Regions from separate parts of the Mus musculus genome. Here region 1 is linked to region 2. A link is a contact called in ENCODE POLR2A ChIA-PET data. All regions are on one chromosome and are shown on one strand. The core of a region is the stretch at or near the end of the contact, and the rest is flanking DNA. Distances in the headings are between cores, read along the strand shown.

What was found. ChIA-PET counts read pairs that join two places held with the same protein, here RNA polymerase II (POLR2A).
Region 1: POLR2A ChIA-PET joins it to region 2 with 13 read pairs in embryonic stem cell. The contact joins the enhancer-like site here to the promoter of Cap1 in region 2. POLR2A ChIA-PET finds 5 or more read pairs at or near these places in 3 of 5 experiments (Patski and embryonic stem cell).

The regions. Positions count from the first base shown.
Region 1 is chr4:122,952,032-122,957,451 of GRCm38, forward strand. It overlaps Mfsd2a (major facilitator superfamily domain containing 2A), which reads right to left. Exons shown (of 14, transcript NM_029662.2): 3 at 4,701-4,825; 4 at 1-97. Among named protein-coding and RNA genes, the nearest start is that of Mfsd2a, 6.4 kb to the right of the region's middle. Within about 2 kb of position 3,505, at least 1 of the 3 ENCODE cell types and tissues checked has a DNase peak (open chromatin) inside an H3K27ac peak, as active enhancers do.
Region 2 is chr4:122,884,749-122,889,720 of GRCm38, forward strand. Cap1 (CAP, adenylate cyclase-associated protein 1 (yeast)) reads right to left here and starts at 1,328. Exons shown (of 13, transcript NM_001358035.1): 1 at 1,066-1,328.

The DNA of each region.
Region 1 (5,420 bases), core at 2,255-4,754, 69 kb after region 2:
AAGGAAGCCGTGTGAACTTTCCGTCCCTGATGGGAAGTCAGGCACAAACCAGATGAGGAAGTAAGCAATGATGGCCAGGGGAGTGGAGAAGATGATCCTGAGGAAAGGAGAGGGGTCTGAGTGGAGGCTAGAGGAGTCTAAGAGCCCAGAACTGCTCCACAAGTGCCCATCAACGGGGGAAGAAGTATGAGCCCTCCCAACCCAGAGCCTCGGAGAAAGATTGATGCCCATGCCTGAAGGACCGACTAGGGCAAGTTCCTGGACCAAAATCTTGAGCAAGGAGCTTGAAGGGAACATAGAGCAAGGAGCATGAGGTCAGACTCTGAGTCTCAAGCATATCTTTCCTGGAGCAAGACTCCCCGTGAAGGGGGTGGTCCCAGCATCATCCTTAACCTTCCATGCATCTCTTGTACACACACACACACACAAGGAAGCTGGAGTGGGTAGAAGAGGCCAACTCCAGGTAATGGAGAAAGGGGTCACGGAAGAGGACCGGGCTCAGTCACAGAAGTCTAAGGAAGGTAGGGGACAAATGTCTGGCCAAACCATCGTGAGAAATATGGATCCCTCCAGGCGGATCAACTTCCCAGCATTTGCATAGGAAGCAGAGTGCAAAGGTTAAAAGGAAGGCCTCAGGCCAGCAAGATGGCCCAGTGGGAAAATCGTTTGCTGCGAGGCCGCAGATAACCTGAGATTTATCCCTAGAACACAGCTGAGGAAGGCGGGAACCAACTCCCACACGCTGTCCTCTGGCCTCCACATATTGTGCTGCGGCATGCCCACATGTATGTATGCATGTGTGCGCATACACCCATAAAACAAATATTCAAAAAAGAAGGAAGCTTTGAGTTACACTTTCTGAGTCTGTCACTAACTATAAAAGTCTTGGTTAAGTTATTTAACTTCTCTGAGACTCATATGTAAAATGAAAATAAAAAAGCGTGCACTGCCTACATTCAACGTTTACCTAAATATTTATGAGGTGTAATTATGGGCGAGGAACTATTCTAACTGTTGCAGATATAACAGTGAAGAAGACACCATCGCTCTTGTAAAACTTGAATTCTAGTTGGTAAGCAACAAAAATTGCATGTTATTCAGCCCCCAAAATAAAAATCTCGACACATGCGACAACACAGAACTTTAAGGAATGGCCACCTGGAATATAACTGTTCCTGAGAGAGAAATATTGTACAGCTTAATTTACAGGGGGTAACCAAATCCAGTTTTAGACATGACCCAGCAAGATTTGTCAAGCCCTAAACCCGATGACATGAGTTCAAATTCACAGACGGGTAAGAGAAAAAGAATCAACTCCTACAAGTTGTCCCCTGACCTACACATACACATCACAATCTATCCTCCCAGAATCCCACCCTCAGTCCCAAGAAATAGTGGTTGACAGGGAAGAAGGAGTAGGGATTATCTTTTAATGAACTCAAAGTTTGGGTTGGAAAAGATAAAAAAAAATTATTGGGATGAGCTAGGCAGTAGAAGCACATGCTTTTAATCTCCTGCATTCAGCAGGCCAACCCAGGCAGAGTCCCTGAGTTCAAGTCCAGCCTGGTCTACAGAGGGAGTTCCAGGGCTACACAGAGACACTCTGTCTCAAAACAACAGCAACAACAAAAAGGTTTGGGATAGAAGGTAGTGATGGTCACACAAGGATGTGACTATACTTAATGCTACTTTATTGGACACCTTAAAAGTTTATAATGAGCTGGGCATGGTGGTGTGCCCTGTAACCCCACATTCAAGAAACAAAGGCAAAAAGGCCTGAGTTCAGAGTCAACCTGAGCTACATATTGAGATCTGATTTTGTTTTTTAAACGAAGAGCACAGGGGCTGGAGGGATGGTTCAGCAGTTAAGAGCACTTGTTCTTGCATAAGACCTAGGGTTCAATTCTCAGTACCCACATGGCATTGGGTAACTATTCATAACTCCAGTTTCAAAAGATCTAACGCCCTCTTCTAACCTCCCCAGGCACAGATATACATGCAAGCAAAACATTTACACACTAGATTCACTATTGGTTTGTTTTGGTTTTTGTTTGTTTGTGTGTTTTGTTTTGTTTGAGACAGTATCTTTCTACATAGCCCAGGCTGGCCTCCAACTCAGGGACCCCCCTGCCTCTACTTAAGAGGCAGATACAGGTTGATTTCTGTGAGCTTAAGACCACACTGCTCTCTACATAAGAAATTGCAGGGTAGCCAGGGCTGCACAGTGAGACCCTGACCAAATAATAAAACAAACAAGGGTTTCGCTGGAGGTGCACGACTCTAATCTGGGCACTTAAGAAATGGAGAATCAGGAGGTGGAGGCTAGCTTGGGCTGCATAAAACCTTGCCTTCAAAGAACAAAATTGAACAAAAATCAAGGCTATAGAACACTTGCTTGGCATGTGCAAGGCCCTGGGTTTGAGTTCTACCACAAATAAATACATGAATAAGGCAAATGCTATGCTATAGATATTTTGTCACAGTCTTTGCAACAGTCATATAGCATATTAAAAGGTGACACATGCTATGGAGAAAAGAAGAGAGTAAGTAGACAGGAGACTGAGGGCACAGTTCTCAGCTGGCTGAGAGGACGATGGGGTCAGGGAGTCAAGACTGCAGATCTCTGAGAGTGTGGCCCCAGTCAGGGGGAGAGTCGGTGCAAAGGTCCTGAGGCAGGAGGATGGAACAGCAGGGCCTGTGGGCCGGAGGACAGTGAGCAAGGGAGATGGAATTAGGAGATAACATGTGGAGAAAATGGCACACCTCACAGGCAAGTGTAAGGACTTCCACTTTGTGTGTTGAAGTAGGCTTGAGTCTTAAATAAGTTGACAGAAAAATGTTGAACAGTACTTGGGACATTAAGTGTTTGCTGTGATCACAGCAGAAGGGCTCAACTGGAGAAGTGGCCTTCGGGAACTACTACAGGCCAGGGCTGCAAGTGGACAGTGCCTGGTAATCCACCAACCTCAGGCCCCCCTGCATCTCAATCTCTCTGTGTGACTCTGCTGACAGGGTCTCACAGTTGGCCTTAGGAGTTCCCAGGTGAGAGAATGTCACTTTCTTTGTAGTTTGTAGGAGGGGCTTGAAGTAGGAACTCTCCTAACACCTGGAAGGAGAGGAGAGCAAGGCTAACACTAGCCAACCCTGACAGACCCAACCTCTTTTTGGTCTCCAAGCCTAGAGGTGCAACCTGGGATGTCATGAACACAATGGCCCCTCGGCCTATGAGTCATCCCATGTGTATTCTGACGCATACCCAGGCACTTGCCATCTAGAAAGCAACCTAAGGGGACCTAGCAACTTTCCTGGAATAGCAGTCACACTGACCTAGCAAGAGTCTTCAGATCTCCCTCCCACAAGGAGGCCTTGCTTGCCCTCCTCCTCCTCCTCCTTCCACCCCTCCACGTTGTCGCCTCAGAGAACAGGGCTCCTCCTTAGCCTTCCTCAAACACTCCATCCTCAGAGACAGGCAGCTTGAACAGTGAACAGGAACCCGATGTGACTGGGAGTAACCCTGTGCCGGCATCGCGTCAGGCAGCGGCCTCCCATTGGCTGGGCCTCATGAGGCGATGTGGGAGCGGGGCCCCGCCCTCCACCAGCTGCCAAGAGGCCGGCACAGGGCCAAGTCTCGCAGGCTGGCTCTCAGGACTCCCTGAGCAGCTTGCCCAGGTAAAGGAGGCTCTCCTACCCCCTCCTTCACCCCCTTTGGCCATGAAGCCTGGATCAAAGGCTCCAAACTGGGTTTCTGCCAGGGGCTGGCAGGACTGGGGTGGGTGGGGGGCCTCGTGGGAAAGGAAACTGCGGAGGTGCAGAGGCTGCTGGAAGAGCTTTGAAGGCCGGAGACCAGGTATGGGCGCCCCTGGGGCAGGAAGGCGCCCACTTAAGCTTGGATGGGCTGGAGATGAAAGGGGTACACCCCCCCACCTCCTGAAGCAGGATGTCCTGGAGGGAACCAGAGCTCTGCTTGGCCTGTCTTGTATGTCTCCATCACTGTCTGATCTATGGCAACTGCCTTCCCCCAACCTTGCCCCACAAGCTGAAGCTGAATAACACCAAGGGAAAAAATAGTCCCATCACTCAGTGCTTTGGGATGGGTACACAAGGCCATTCTTGGTATTTCTTAGTATCGCCCCTACCCATGTCCTACCATTAACTACCTTGAACGAATGTCAGATTGTGTATCACTACCTGCCAGGAGCTGTTCTGAACGTTTTACATATTAACGTCCTCACCGTACCTCGGCTTTACCTAAGGATCAGAGATGTTTAATAACTTGCTTGAGGCTGCACAGCTGTAAGTGGTGAAGCTGCCATTCAAACCCAGGTAACCTCTCAATTGTTTCAAAGACCTATCTACCTCTGCTGCCACAGAATGGCAGAAGTAGGGATTCCAGTCTCACCAAGGTGAGTGAGCGGACCTTGGGGAGCCCTGAGGCCTGAGCTGGGGGAGGAAACTAACTCAGCACTCTGGCCAGCCCCGAAATGAACTGTCTAGGTGTCCCAATGCTCGTGCCTGGGGCAGCTGAAGCCACAGGTTGAGAGGTTTCGACACCATTGAGCTATTGTGTCATGCTTTCCCATCAACCTCCAACCTGTGACAAGAGATGGAGGAGGACTTGGGCGGGGGGGGGGGGGGGGGGGGGGGGGGACACGACACCAGAAGCCTGCCTTTCTGCACTTCGAAGGAGCGTCTCTACTTACCAGGGCATGAGGCGGCCCAGGCGGGTCCAGGAGGACTTGCTAATGCAGAAGCCCACCAGAGGGTCAGTGAAGGCATCCCAGGCTCGGCCCACAAAAAGGATAATGGAAGCAGGAAGTGGTTCCACCTGCCATGGGGAAGAAGCAAAAGGTGTCCTTCATTCATTGCCTTAGCGGAGCATCCCTCCCTGGCACAGCTGAACCACCAAGACCTTACACCACCTCCCACCTGGATCTTAAACATTTTCATGAAGTTCTTTTTCCGTGTCAAGGTTTCCCTGCAGCCCTGGCTGTCCTGGAAGTCGCTCTGTAAACCAGGCTAGTCTCGAACTCAGAAATCCGCCTGCCTCTGCCTCCTGAGTGCTGGGATTAAAGGTGTGCGCCACCACTTGGTTTCACTCACTGTCTTAATAGTGACACTAGCAGGTTCCGGGGTTTATCGCAGTAGTAGTATGCTTGTCTAGAATGGATGGGCTGTTGGGTTTAGTTCTCCCACATTGTGATAAACAATTATGACAACAGTGGCTTGATGTGGTGGCGCACGCCTTTAATCCAACACTCTGGAGGTAGAAGCAAGATCTCTGAGTTCAAGGCCAGCCTGGTCTACATAGTGAGTTCCAGGACAGTCAAGACTACATAGAAAGGCCCAGTCTCAAAACAAAAACAAAAACACCCCAACAACATCGTGGTGATGATGGTGGCGACAACGTCGTATCTCCGATA
Region 2 (4,972 bases), core at 78-2,577:
GCTTGGCAGATGATGAACGTGCTGTTCTAACCCTGGATTTTCACTTCAAGGGAAAGCAGTACAAAGAGCTACAGCTGACAGTTCTGATACTAACTAACCTCTATCTAATATATTCTCTCTCTCTCTCTCTCTCTCTCTCTCTCTCTCTCTCACACACACACACACACACACACACACACACACCCTCTTGATCTTTCAAAACGCTTCTGACTCCCTTGCTGCGTCCTTCCACAGCACCCTCACCACATTTGTAACTATTTCTTAACTGTCTTTCACTGCTAACTCGATGGGGGCAATGACTAGACTTTTCAAAGCTGTATTCGATGACATTTTCCATGTTGCCAACACAGAATAAACACAGCGATCCTACGACCACAGGCACTTGGCAACTGTGCCAGACCCAACCTGAATCATCTGACTTCAGATCCAGAAGTGGACAGCACCTCCCATAAAGTTAGCTTGGATTGCGAGTGAACAGTGGCAGTCTAAGAGTAAGGGGAGCTCACTGAACGTAAACGCAGGGCTTACTAGCCTACCTTAAATTTAACAGGCATTCCAAATTTTTAACTTTTTTTTTTTTTTTAGTTCTACTACCAGATAGCCTTTAACCTGCAGCTGCCCAGATCGAAAGTTAGAGAGGTTCCAAGGAAAGGAAGGATCTAGGACTGGAAACCTCTCTCTAAAACCAGATTCTTTTCTTCTCCGAGATCAAGTTACCCATCCGAGTAATGGGAACAAGACCCGGTCAGGAGGAAATTCTAAGGTCTCCCAGGGTCCATTCAGTTGGTTAGGATGCCTTTAGGAATCAGGCCTCCGCGGAGGCTGATAGGCAGAGCTGCGAAATCAAGGAGAAAGTGGCTTCCCCAAGACCTCCTGGTTCAATCTGGTACCCCAGCCCCACCTCAAGAGACCGCACCCAGGAGCCCGGGATGGCCGAAGGGCCCAAACCCCGGCCTTTCAGCAAGACTCCTCAAACGCGCGTAGGCTAGCACAGCCTTTACTAACGGCCAGGACCCGGTGGGCCCCAAAGACCATCCCAATCCTTATCCAACCACCAACCCTCACCTTAAGAGTTCCGCCTCACCTCCGGACTGCGATCAGCCGCTCTCCACTTCCGGCAAGAACCGCCCAGCGGTCTTCGCGCGACCCACTTCCGGGCCCTCACTGGGCGCGGCACCCCCACCGGAAATGAACCACTGGCTGTAACGCTAGCCCGGGGGAGAGGAAGAAGTTTGGCCGCTCCGCTCGTGACTCCGCCCTCATTCCCCGCCACCGGAGAGAGAATCTGGCTTAGGAGCGTTTGGAAAAGGGCTCCGCCTCCAAGGGAGGTGGGGGAGGAAAACTCGGGGAAGGGGCGTGTCCACGGTTGGTCACGCCCCGAGGCCCAGACCAATAAGGAGCTGGAGTTCCTAACCAAGCCCCACCTCCTCAAAGGAAGACAGCTGAGTGGCTGCTTGTTTTGTCAATTTGTGCTCGGAGACTGAGGTCGTTACGTTTTTAGCCTCAGTCCGGAAGAGGTTCAGGGAACAACAGTGGGGCTAGAAGGCTCTGAGACCCAGTGTCTGGTGGTTGGGGGGACCGGGACCAAATTTCGCCCCTGGCTGGGCGTGCAAGCCTTGGTTTCCCTGTCTGTAGTACAGAAAAGCAATGGACTCGGTCGCGGAGGCTAATAGAGTAGGCTTTGAGCGTCTGGGCATGCTCGCCCTCGCTCGATTCCGAGGCTAGGGCTGGGAAGGTGGAGAAAATCTTCCACTCGCGCCCCACTTCCTGTTTGCTCTGTGCGTTTTGTGACCATAGATGGTCAGGTCCGTGGCTGTGCTTAAGCTTCCGCCTCAGGCTTCGGAGTTCTTCCTCCCACCCTGTAGGGTGTGGTCCCTGAAATGAAATGAGCAAAATTAAAGGAGATCTTGTCCCATTCCTTAAAAATCTTGCTTTTGAGGCTTCATCGCCCCAAGCTATGTATGCCCAGCTGGCTGCTAATGAGCCCGTGTGCGATTCAGAGCTGTAACTGCAGCCTGCAGGGCAGTCTTCGCCTCCCTGCTTCTTAGACGGGGGATCGCGTCTTTGTTTCCTCCGGACTTAACACTTTCCAACCGGTCATTATCCTCCCACAAAGATTTATTTCTAGAAAAAAAATTGGCGAGTGCTGTGCTATGGTTCCTACCCCTTCGACTGGATGACTGACAACTCCGCGTTCAAGTTGAATGCAGGTGTTATATGCCAGAGTCAATCATTCAACAAATACAGTTCATGTAATAATAGCTACCATTTACTGTGCGCTGACTACATGCCAGGCTTGTGCTGAGCGCTCAAACCATTTTCATTTAATCCTAATAGCAACTCTCTGCGGTAGGTACCATTACATCCTCGGAGCTTCAAATGAGGAAGCTGAATAACTTGCCAAGGTCACAAAGTAGATGTTGAAACTTTAAACAGAGCACGCATTTGACTGTCTTAGAACCAATGAATTTAATCATCCCCAGTGATAGATAGATCTGGGAACATTTGAGGCATTGGGTGCCTCTGGTTGTAGACGTAAGTTGTTCCATTCCTGACTCCGAGCCCTTTACTAGCGTCCCGACTTTGATCAAGGTGCTTTGGACAATTTACTGGCCTCCCCCAGTTTATGACTCCCAGTTTGTTTAAAACAGAAATGACAACATACCAAATTATGGCACAAAAATCATCCGTTTATAATATGTTCATTTCAGGGGCAGGTGTGGTAATGCTCACCTTTAGTTCCAGCACCCGGGAAGCAGAGGCAGGTTGATTTTGTGAGTTCAAGGCCAGCCTGGTCTACATAATGAGTTCCAGACACAGTGAGACCCTGCCTCAAACAAACAAATACATTTGGGCTGGAAAGATGACTCAACTGGAGAAAGACATCTGCTTCCAAATCCTGAGTTTGATTCCCCAACACCTACCTGACAGAAGGAGAGAAGACTTCAAAAAGTCATTCATGGTCCATGTGGGTTCAATCTCTCACACAACAAATAAAATTTTTGTTTTATTTTCTCTTGAGAAAACTTCTCATACCCTTGGCTACCCTAGAGCCAAGACCAGACTAGCTTTGAACTCAGACATCTCTGCCTGTCTTTGCCTCCTGAGTGTTAGATTTAAAAGTATGGGCCAACTTGCCTGGTCAATAAATAAAATACGTTTAAAATTTAAAAGTTTAACCAATAAATACTGTCTTAACATCAAACAGAGAGTTGTGATGCACACCTTTGATCTCACCTCTGGGAAGATTGAGATAGGACGACTCTGAGTCTGAGGCCAGCCTGGACTACAAAGCAACAATTTGCCAAAACAAAACAAAACAAAATCAAAAGGTTAAATATGAGTCTATATGCAGCTCAGAACAGACAGCCCCTCCCCCTAACCAATTTTACCCTCCTAAATCTCTTTTGTGAGTAGGGACACAAAGTATACAGATCATCCATCCATGCGTCCAAGAGCAATAGAAGAAAGAGGGGACGAGAGGGGGCCAGTGAGATGGTTCCTGGATTAAAAGTGCCAGCCACGTAAACCTGAAGAGCTCTGTAATACACATCAAGGTGGAAGGATCGCCACACGTTTGAAATAGCATGCATGCCCACATACATGCATACATAATACATACACAAATTAAAGACCATTTCCTTACCTGTAAAACTGGGATGATAATTTATAGGGTTGTGATGAGAAATAGAAGCAGCCTTTTTGAAATCATCTTGTAAAACAATGATAGGAAACATAACTTACAGCCAATATGCTGAGGAACTGCTTGTTTTGACTGAGCATATAGATGCATACACTTATGACTCCAGTGACAGATAGGATGAAAACATTACCTGCTGTATACATGTCTATATATTGAAGGATATATATTTGGCCTTTCCAAACACTATACTACCTTATTCCAGTTCTACACCCGGGAAAAAACAGTAGCTTGCTGCTGGCTTTTTTTGTTTGTTTGTTTGTTTTGTTTTTGTTGTTTTCTTTTTCCTTAGCTGATTCTGTTCTGTGCCCAGACCACAATGCTTCATCTACAATTGGCTCATATCTAGCGCATATCCAGCAAATGCCTTGAATTCAGAATAATCATTTCCTGGGCTGAGATGGATGGGTAAAACGGTAGAAATAGGAATTTGGCCAAGATGAGGTGAGTAGTGCCTGTGGACAGCTTTGACATAGGTTGGACGAAGAGGCTAAACCAACCCCTCAAGAGGAGAAGTGGGGTCCGATGCTCTGCCCCTGGGCTGTACCCCCACAGGAGGGGCAGACTGTAATGGAAGAGCTATTAGATTGCATTTTAGCAATGTTCTGTAGAGCATAGTCTTGAGTGGGCAAGACAGACCCATCAAAGGTCAGAAAGAGGGCTGGCACTATAGCTCAGTGAGTAAAGGTGCTTGCTGAAAAGCCTAATGACCTGAGTTCTATCCCTGGAACCTACATAAAGGTGGAAGGAAAGAACCAACTCCACAAAGTTGTTCTTTGACCTCCACGTGGTACTATGGCGCTCTCTCTCTCTCTCTCTCTCTCTCTCTCTCTCTCTCTCTCCCTCTCTCTCTCTTTCTCATGCGCGCGCGCACACGTCAGTAGTAATAATTTGATAATAATCTGTAATTTTTAAAAAAGAGAACAGGCACTAAAGAGATGGTTCCACAGTTAAGAATCCGTACTGCTCTTGTGAAGAACCCAAGTTCAGTTCCCAGCACCCATGTCGGGTGACTCACAATTGCCTGTAACTCCAGCTCCAGGGGGACCTGATGCCTCTGGCCTCCAAGAACATGTGCACTCATATGCATGTACCTACACAGCAACATACATACATGCACATACTTTTTAAAATACGTAAATATATATTTGTTTAGGAGAGAGAAGACTGAAATATATGGTCCAAGATAAGTGAAACCAGGCTGAAGAGATGGCTCAGTGGTCCTGAGTTCAATTCCCAGCAACCACATGGTGTCTCACAACCATCTGTAAT